2 separate regions of the Homo sapiens genome follow, and region 2 is linked to region 1. The links are chromatin loops, found by intact Hi-C in ENCODE. Cell type or tissue: heart right ventricle. All regions are shown on one strand.

The links. Hi-C counts contacts between places; a loop is a spot of excess contacts. Peaks named below come from ENCODE experiments on the same cell type or tissue, not always from the same donor. Only the 100,000 strongest peaks of a DNase experiment are listed, where the experiment ranks them.
Region 2: it touches region 1 in a loop (2.0-fold over the local background); 8 of 110 quality-filtered maps call a loop at or near these places.

The regions. Positions count from the first base shown.
Region 1 is chr9:129,256,449-129,260,448 of GRCh38, reverse strand. IER5L-AS1 (IER5L antisense RNA 1) reads right to left here. Exons shown (of 7, transcript NR_187590.1): 3 at 3,517-3,551; 4 at 2,647-2,678; 5 at 2,065-2,120; 6 at 1,567-1,655; 7 at 1-1,448. Among named protein-coding and RNA genes, the nearest start is that of IER5L-AS1, 22 kb to the right of the region's middle. RefSeq lists an enhancer at 1,304-1,842 and a silencer at 1,976-2,025. In heart right ventricle, no CTCF peak of the experiment used is centred here; a DNase peak (open chromatin) is centred at 1,898; H3K4me3 peaks cover 1,267 bases; H3K27ac peaks cover 1,762 bases.
Region 2 is chr9:129,130,223-129,134,222 of GRCh38, reverse strand. PTPA (protein phosphatase 2 phosphatase activator) reads right to left here. Exons shown (of 10, transcript NM_178000.3): 5 at 2,584-2,701. Among named protein-coding and RNA genes, the nearest start is that of PTPA, 21 kb to the right of the region's middle. RefSeq lists enhancers at 545-1,045, 2,139-2,693 and a silencer at 2,246-2,447. In heart right ventricle, CTCF peaks have their summits at 2,162 and 2,364 (motif pointing left); a DNase peak (open chromatin) is centred at 2,372; H3K27ac peaks cover 348 bases.

The DNA of each region.
Region 1 (4,000 bases):
TATGACCAAAGAGGCAAGCAAGGCACAGTGCCCACCCCAGAGGGCTCTCAGTGACATGAGGAGGCAGCCTCAAGTTCAGATCTCTTTGGGCCAATCCAGTCAGTGAAAAGCACATTTCTGTTCCAAGGGAGGGCAATGAAAGGGTCTGGGGGGTCAGGGAGGCTTCCTGGGGGAGGCGAATAAAGGTGGGCAGGACAGTTCAGAGAATGGGAGCCACACAGGCCAAGGCCAGGAAGAACCAAATGCCCCAGGATCTTAAGAGAACCAGAAGTGATTTACTATTAAGGGAGCACAGGGGTGTGAGGCGGAGGGTGGGAGGGGTCATGGATCCGGAGGAACCAATGGGGTAGGGCAGGTTGAGGGCCTGTGTGTGCCCAAGGAGAGTTAGGATGCTCCCTTGCAGATGACAGTGCCATGGAAGTAGCGACATCTGCATCTTTGTCTTGGAGTGGGGGCCCAGGGGACTGTGGACAGAGGGAGGTTAGAGAGATGACAACAGTGGATAGGTGCTACTGAAGGCATCTTGGGAAAATAGCGGGTAACCAGAAAGGGAGTGGTGCAGGAATGGCGAGGCGGAGGTGGACTGCAGAGATTCCAGAGGTAAAACTGTCAGGATGGCGTGGTCGGCAGAACAATGCCTCCAAAATGTCTGCATCCCAATCCCCGGAACATATGGATCTCCTTCTTATATTTCATGACAGGGGAGAATTAAGGTTGCAGGTGGAATTGAGGTTGCTAATCAGCTGATTTTGCGATGGGGAGATTATTCTGGATTATCTGGGAGGACCAATGTAATCACAAGGTTCTTAAATGTGGAAGAGGGAGGCAGGAGAGTCAGCGTCACAGCGATGCTAGGGAGGAAAGACTCGGAGCTATTGCTGGCTTTGAAGACGGAAGGGGGCCAATGTGGGCGGCCTCTATACTTGGAAAAGGCAAGGAAACCGATTCTCCCTCAAGAGCCTCCAGCAGGAACACTGTCCTGCAGACACCTTGAATTTAGCCCTCTGAGACCATGTCAGATTTCTGACCTATAGAACTGTAAGAGAGTAGATGTGTGTTGTTTTAAGCCACTCAATTTGTAGTGAGTTGTTACAGTAGCAATAGAAAACTGATACAACTGGCGATGGGGATGGGGCTGGGAGAAGGGGCATCAAGGACATCTGGCTTGGGGACTGGAAGGACGGCTATGCCACCAAGCTCGAGAGGCTGCAGGAGGATAAACGCGTGGGATGGGAGTCCACACCTCCTCTGGCTGCCGCACCTGAGGGAGCAGCCCAGCCCAGCAGTGGGCACGGAGCCCAAGGATGGGGGTGCATTCGTCATCACAATCAGGGGTGCAGTCGCTGCTGTAGGATGGATAGGCGAATGGATGCAGGCGAGGTCCCCTACGATGCCTTGGGTCTCATGATTCGAATATCAAAACAACCACACTTATTAAGCTTTCGGTTCTAGAACAAGACAGAGAAACAGAATTTAAACCTCAAGGTCTGAGGTCAATGTGGGGTTAGAAACTCAGGGCCGGGAGGCATAAGCAGAAACCCTGCGGGTTCTCAGATGCCCGCGTACCCGATTCTTCCTGGAGGAAGGGGAGCAGGTGAAATTGACTGGGTTCCTCTCCCACCTCTCTTTCCGTAGCAATTCCTTTTTTCCCTTTCCTTCAAAATAAAAAGGAAGAGGGGGTGCCCTGCTCGCAGGAGAAGCGCGGGGCCCATCCCCGCCCGGGCCACGCGGACCCCTCCGCCCGGCTTCGTTCCCCGCCTCCCCCGGTCCTTTGTCTCGCTCCCGCGCTGCCGCGCACATGGTCCCCTGTCAAATTCTGGGCGGCTCCCGGGGACACGTGTCTGGGAGCCCGCAGCTCCGCCGGCCCGCGTAACCATGGAAACCGCGGCCAATGGGAGGCCGTGTTGCCCGTGGGGGCGGAGCCGAGCGCGCCCGGAGCAGGAGGGGCCGGGAGGGCGTGGGTGGGGCGGGGCCGATACGACAGCAAGCTCGGGGCGGGGCCCGGGTGACCCCGACCCCGGGCGGTCCGCAGTGCGGAGGATGCTCACCGGGCTGACGTCTTACCGCGTATTTTTGACATCTTGACAGCGTTTCCTCGGCACTCCTGGGATTTTCTTTGCCTATGAAGTGCTGAGTGTGATCCCACCAGCAACGCTTACTAGCGATATGCGTTGTGCAAGTGACTGAGCCTTGCTTTGCCTCATCTGATAAATGGGGGAGTTGTCAGGGTCCCGCAAGATATGCGATTAGCCCAGGACTCGCACCCAGAGGTGACCAGTAACAGCAGTGACCCTTACGACAAACGGCCTTTTTCCTGCTCCTATGGAAAGAAGGACCTCATTCGTAAGTGAAGGATCCACCCTCTCAGAGGCTCATTTGCCCAAGCCTGATCCCAGTACCTGCCTCAACGTGCCTGTCGACAAACTGGGAAGATGGTACTGCAGTCCCTCAGGGTCTCATGCAGCATCCAGGCTGCTGAGTTCCCGGAGGTAGACACAGATGAGCATTTCTGGGTGCAGGGGCAGAAAGAAAGTTACAGTGCCAAGAGCTGGGGGCAGGACAGGGTTTGCCTCCCAGCCGGGTCACCCTCACGGGCGTTTTTGCCTCTCTGGGAAAAAGCATCTTGTGAAGCAGTGGAGATGATACCTGCCGACTTCCCACTCCACGTGGAGGAGAATCTGAAATGAGAAAATGGATTCTCAAAAACCTCTGTTTCTAAGTAAGCCTGAGAGAGTTCAATGGAGGCAGAAACAGATGGCTGCACCGAGGGACCGCGTCCCTCTTACCTGGCTTCCCCAGGGCCCAGAGCAGGGCCTGAGACCAACAAATACCCCCTAGCCAGGAGTTTCAATGAGCTGAAATCTGTTTCACTTTTAGGAAGAAGTGGGAAATGCACTCCTTCATTCATTCACTCATTCATTCATTCATTCAACAGTTTTCTGTAAGTCTGCTGTGTGCCAGGCACTGTGCTAGATACCCAGGCTACAACTGTGAACAAAACATTCCTGTCCTGAAAGAGGTCACCGTCTGGCTGGGGAGACAGACGTTAAAGAAATAAACAGGCAAACAAACACGCAGCCACAAATATCCATAAATGCCCTGAAAGGAAAACTCATGAGCCATGAGCACGTAGGAAATAAAAAGGAGCTGGGGGAGGGGCAGGCAGGGCAGGCCTCCCTGAGGAGGTGACCTTTAAGAGGGACCTGAGGACTGAGCCAGAGTTAGCCTGGTGAGGAGTGGAGGAAAAGAATTTCAGGCAAAGGGAACAGCGTGTGGGTGCTCTGAGCCTGGAGGCCAGAAGGAGCTTGGGCATGCGTGCAAGGACAATGTCTGTGTGGTCCAGAAGCCGGCAAGGGAGGCGTCTATGGAAGGCCAGTTAGATAGGGTCACACTAAGGATCTTGATTTTCGAAAATGGCCACAAAATAGGCTCCTGGGGACTTAAACTAAAATACACACCCCTGTTTTTCAAAGTGATTCCCGGGATTGGGCTTATATTCAATCCAGTTTCACTCACCTTCTACCTGTTCCAATCTGAAGGCACTGGACAATCTAGAATCAGAAATGCATTTCATCATACTCTGCACATTGCACTAAGAAAGAAAAGGAAGGCTGAGGCTGGGCATGGTGGCTCACGCCTGTAATCCCAGCACTTTGGGAGGCCGACATGGGCAGATTGCTTGAGCCCAGGAGTTCGAGACCACCCTGGGCAACATAATGGAACCCCATCTCTACAAAAAATACAAAAATTAGCCAGGTATGACCCACAGGTGCATGCCTGTGGGTCCCAGCTACTCAGGAGGCTGCGGTGGGAGGATGGCTTGAGCCCAGGAGCTCGAAGGTGCAGTGAGCCTTGATCACACCACTGCACTCCAGCCTGGGCAACAGAGTGAGTCCGTTTCCATGAGAGAAAGAAAAGAGAAAGAGAGAGAGAGAGAAGGAGGGAGGGAGGGAGGGAAGGAAGGAAGACTTTTAACAGGAAGATTAGAATTAGGGTTGGA
Region 2 (4,000 bases), 130 kb after region 1:
CACTCAGCAATTCCACCATATTTACTGAGCACCTACTATGTAAGCAGTCACTGTCCATGTTACGCACTAGGAGACAGTGACAAGTAAGTCCTTGCCCTCAGAAAGTTTATGATCTATCAGGGACAACAGACATTATAAATATACAGTCACTACTATGATTCCAGCTCTGAAGGAGAAAGACAGGGTACTAACTGGAGGATATCACAGAAGGACCCTGACGTAAGGGTTCAAGGTTTCCCCTAAGGAAGTAACATCTAATCTGAAATCTGAAAGATGTGAGCTGGCAAGGCAAAGGGAGTGAGGGAAGCAAGAAATGCATTCTAGCCAGAAGGAATAGCATGTGCACAGGCCTTGAGGCAAGAAAAAGTTTGATCTGTTTGAGGAACACTAAGGAGGCCAGTATGTCGAAGGCAGTGAGAGCAAGGGAGAACGTGTAATGACAGGAGGCTACAGGTCACATGGGCCTTTTGGCCATAGGAAAGAGCTCAGACTTTACCCTAAGAGCAATAGGGAGCCACTGCAGGCTTCTAAGCAGGGAACACATGATCAGATTACAGGGTGAAAAAGTATCCTCCTTCCTTTCCCAGTCATATCAAACAGGAATGGTCTGCACTGTAGGAACAACTCACTGGACTGTGATTGAATCCCATTGTTCACAATGTCACACAAAACCTATCTGGAGGGAGGTGAGAAGAGAATGTGTCAGAGAATACTTCTGTCCTGTCTCTGGAGGACGAAGACCCCTCCAGGGCCTGGAAGCTTGTGAGCTCAGTTTCCTTCCCCTGCCACAGTTTCCAATTATGACCAGACAGGGCCCAGGCTCCCATTGTTCAGGGGTTCACATGCAGCTGGGGCACCAACCCCTGCTGACCTGGCCAGTCTTCCCTCTTTGATCTTTTCCTGCTGGTCTTAGTCAAAGCCCCACCCGGTCCAAGAGGGCCCTTCTCCAGGGCCTGCCTCTGTGGCTGGGGCTCCCTCCTGTGGATCACATTCCCCAGACAAGGGGAGGGCTGAGCGGTGCCCCATCTGCCTGCCTCAGGGAAGGAAGGCGGGCCCTCACCAAAGCAGAGGTCCTCCTTAGCTGCACAGGCCAGGCCCTGACCTAGAGAACGCCTCCCTTCTCTATTTTTGAGAGATGGGGTCTCAGCATGGTGGCTCGACAGGCCGTGCCCTGACACAGAGAATGCCTCCCTTCTATATTTTTGAGAGATGGGGTCTCAGCATGGTGGCTCCACAGGCCATGCCCTGACCTAGAGAACACCTCCCTTTTATATTTTTGAGAGATGGGGTCTCAGCATGGTGGCTTGCACCTGTAATCTGAGCACTTTGGGAGGCTGAGGTGGGAGAACAGCTTGAGCTCAGGAGTTCAAGACCAGCCCAGGCAACATGGCAAAACCCCATCTCTACAAAAAATACAAAACAATCAGCTGGGCGCAGTGGCTCACGCCTGTAATCCCAGTCCCAGCACTTTGGGAGGCCAAGGTGGGTGGAGAAGTGACCTCACCAGAGGTCAGGAGTTCGAGACCAGCCTGGCCAACATGGTGAAACCCTGTCTCTACCAAAAACACTAAAATTAGCCAGGTATGGTGGTGTGTGCCTATAGTCCCAGCAGAATAATCGCTTGAACCCAGGAGGTGGAGGTTGCAGTGAGCCAAGATCATGCCACTGCACTCCAGCCTGGGCAACAGAGTGAGACTCTGTCTCAAATAAATAAATAAATTGCCAGGCTGGTGGTGCACACCTGTAGTCCCAGGTACTGGGGAGTGGGGAGATGCAGAGGTGAGAGGATCACTTGGGCCCGGGAGGTCAAGGCTGCAGTGGGCCAAGATCACATCACTGCACTGCAGCCCGGGTGACAAAGCAAGACCCTGTCTCAAAAAAATAAATATATAAATAAAAATAACTTAAAATAAATTTTTAAAAAAGAGATGGAGTCTTGCTACGTTGCCTAGGCTGGTCTTAAACTCCTGAGCTCAGGCAATCCTCCCCCTCAGCCTCCAAAAGTGCTAGGATTACAGGCACGCACCACTGCACCTGTCTACACTTCCCTTTTAAAGTGTCCACACACTCCCTCTCCTCAAAGTCCAGGTCCCTTGGCTTACATGGACCACAGATCCAAACAGCCCAATAGCACAGAGAATGTGGCTAAGAGACAAGGGGTTCAAGGGAGAGGGTGTGCCACGACACTGCAAAGGCCACCAAGAAGCGTTCCCATTTCTCAAAGCTTCAGTAAGCTGCTGCCTTGACACACAGTAAGTGCTCAATTAATAATTATTTTGGTGATGATGAGGAGCTCAGAGACCATTTTCACAAGAACAGAAAGCAGCGCTGCGCAAGCACCATGCACGGGGCATCAGCTCCCCCTGGTGGACCACAGCAGAGCTGCAGCATCCGGGCCTCCCTGCATGCCTACGCCCTCCCTGCCGGTGAAGCCACCCTAACCCCAGCTGGCCCCAATAGGTTGCAGGTGCTTGGCGAATTCTTGATTGCTCTCACTTGCTCAGAGGGCCCAGAGACCACCTGAAGCCCAAAACAGAAAGCAGTGAAGCTAGATAAGTACAGAGCCCCACAAGCAGCAGATACCTGTGCCGTAGTCAATGCGCGTGGAGTTCCCCACTGACTCCTTTAGGTAAACAGCCACCTCAGGCACAGCAGCTGCCAGATGGGTAGGGACCACTGTGGCCACCAAGTTTTCTGCTTCCTGGTAACACAAGAGACACAAAGTGGTGGCAGCATATTAAGCAGCATCCCAGTGGGCAGGTGCCCAGGGGCAGCACCTGACTGGGGGCCCACACTGCCTTGCCAGGCCAGCTTGGTTCCTGTTCTGACAGGCCACAGAAGGAAGGGGAGGGACAGCATTTATTCTTCCACAGCAGAAGACTACCCAGGCGACTTATCATCAACTGATTTTTCCAGGGCACAGGAGTCTAGGGGCAAAACAGGAGGAATCTGGAAAAAAGCCTCAACCCTCCCATGTGGTAACTCACTGGAGCCCCACAGAGACTCTGGAAGGTCAGTGCTATGATTCCCACACAGGCCACCTTCCTTCACACTCTCAGGTCAGCAAGAGCTGGTGTCATGTGCCATCAAAAGACGTGCAGAAGAATGTTCACAACAGCACTGTTTAGAGTAGCCAAAAGGTGGAAATGCAATGGAAATGTCCATCAACAGTGAAATGAATAAATTGTGGTATATTCATACAATAGAATACTACACAGCAAAGAAAAAGACCTATAGCTAGACATGAAAACATGGATGAATCTCAGACATGACATTGAGCAAAAGAAGCCAGAGAGTTATACGAAGTTCAGAAACATGGAAAAAAATCAATTTATGGAATAGAAATCAGAATAATCTGGGCGATATCAATTGGGAAGGGGAGCACTCCAGCTAGAATGTTCTATTGCTTGACATGAGTGGTGAATCCATGGGTAAAAAACTTGGCATGAGTGGTGAGTCCATGAGTAAAAACATGTAAAAATCCATCAAGCTGTAAAGCTATGATTTGTCAGCTTTAAGATATAACTTAAGGCTGGGAGCAGTGGCTCACACCTGTAATTCCAACACTTTAGGAGGCCAAGGTGGGCGGATCACCTGAGGCCAGGATTTCGAGATCAGCCTGGCCAACATGATGAAACCCCGTCTCTACTAAAAACACAAAAATTAGCCAAGCATGGTGGCGCATGCTGTAGTCCCAGCAACTTGGGAGGCTGAGGCAGGACGATTGCTTGAGCCCAGGAGGTCAAGGCTGCAGGGAGCTGAGATCATGCCACTGCACTCCAGCCTGAACAACAGGAAAAAAAAAAAAAAAAGATCATGTACCATCTTAAGAGTCCAGAGGCAGGCCCGGGCGTCTCTTGGGAACAGCACTTCACTGGGTCCTGAGTCCTCCCCTCTGCTCTATGTGAAAATATTGGGCCAGAGCAATTAGGACCCAAATTTCCTTAAGCTCAGTTGTAGACAACTGGCATGAGCCATCTCCTGGAAAGCTAGTAAAAAT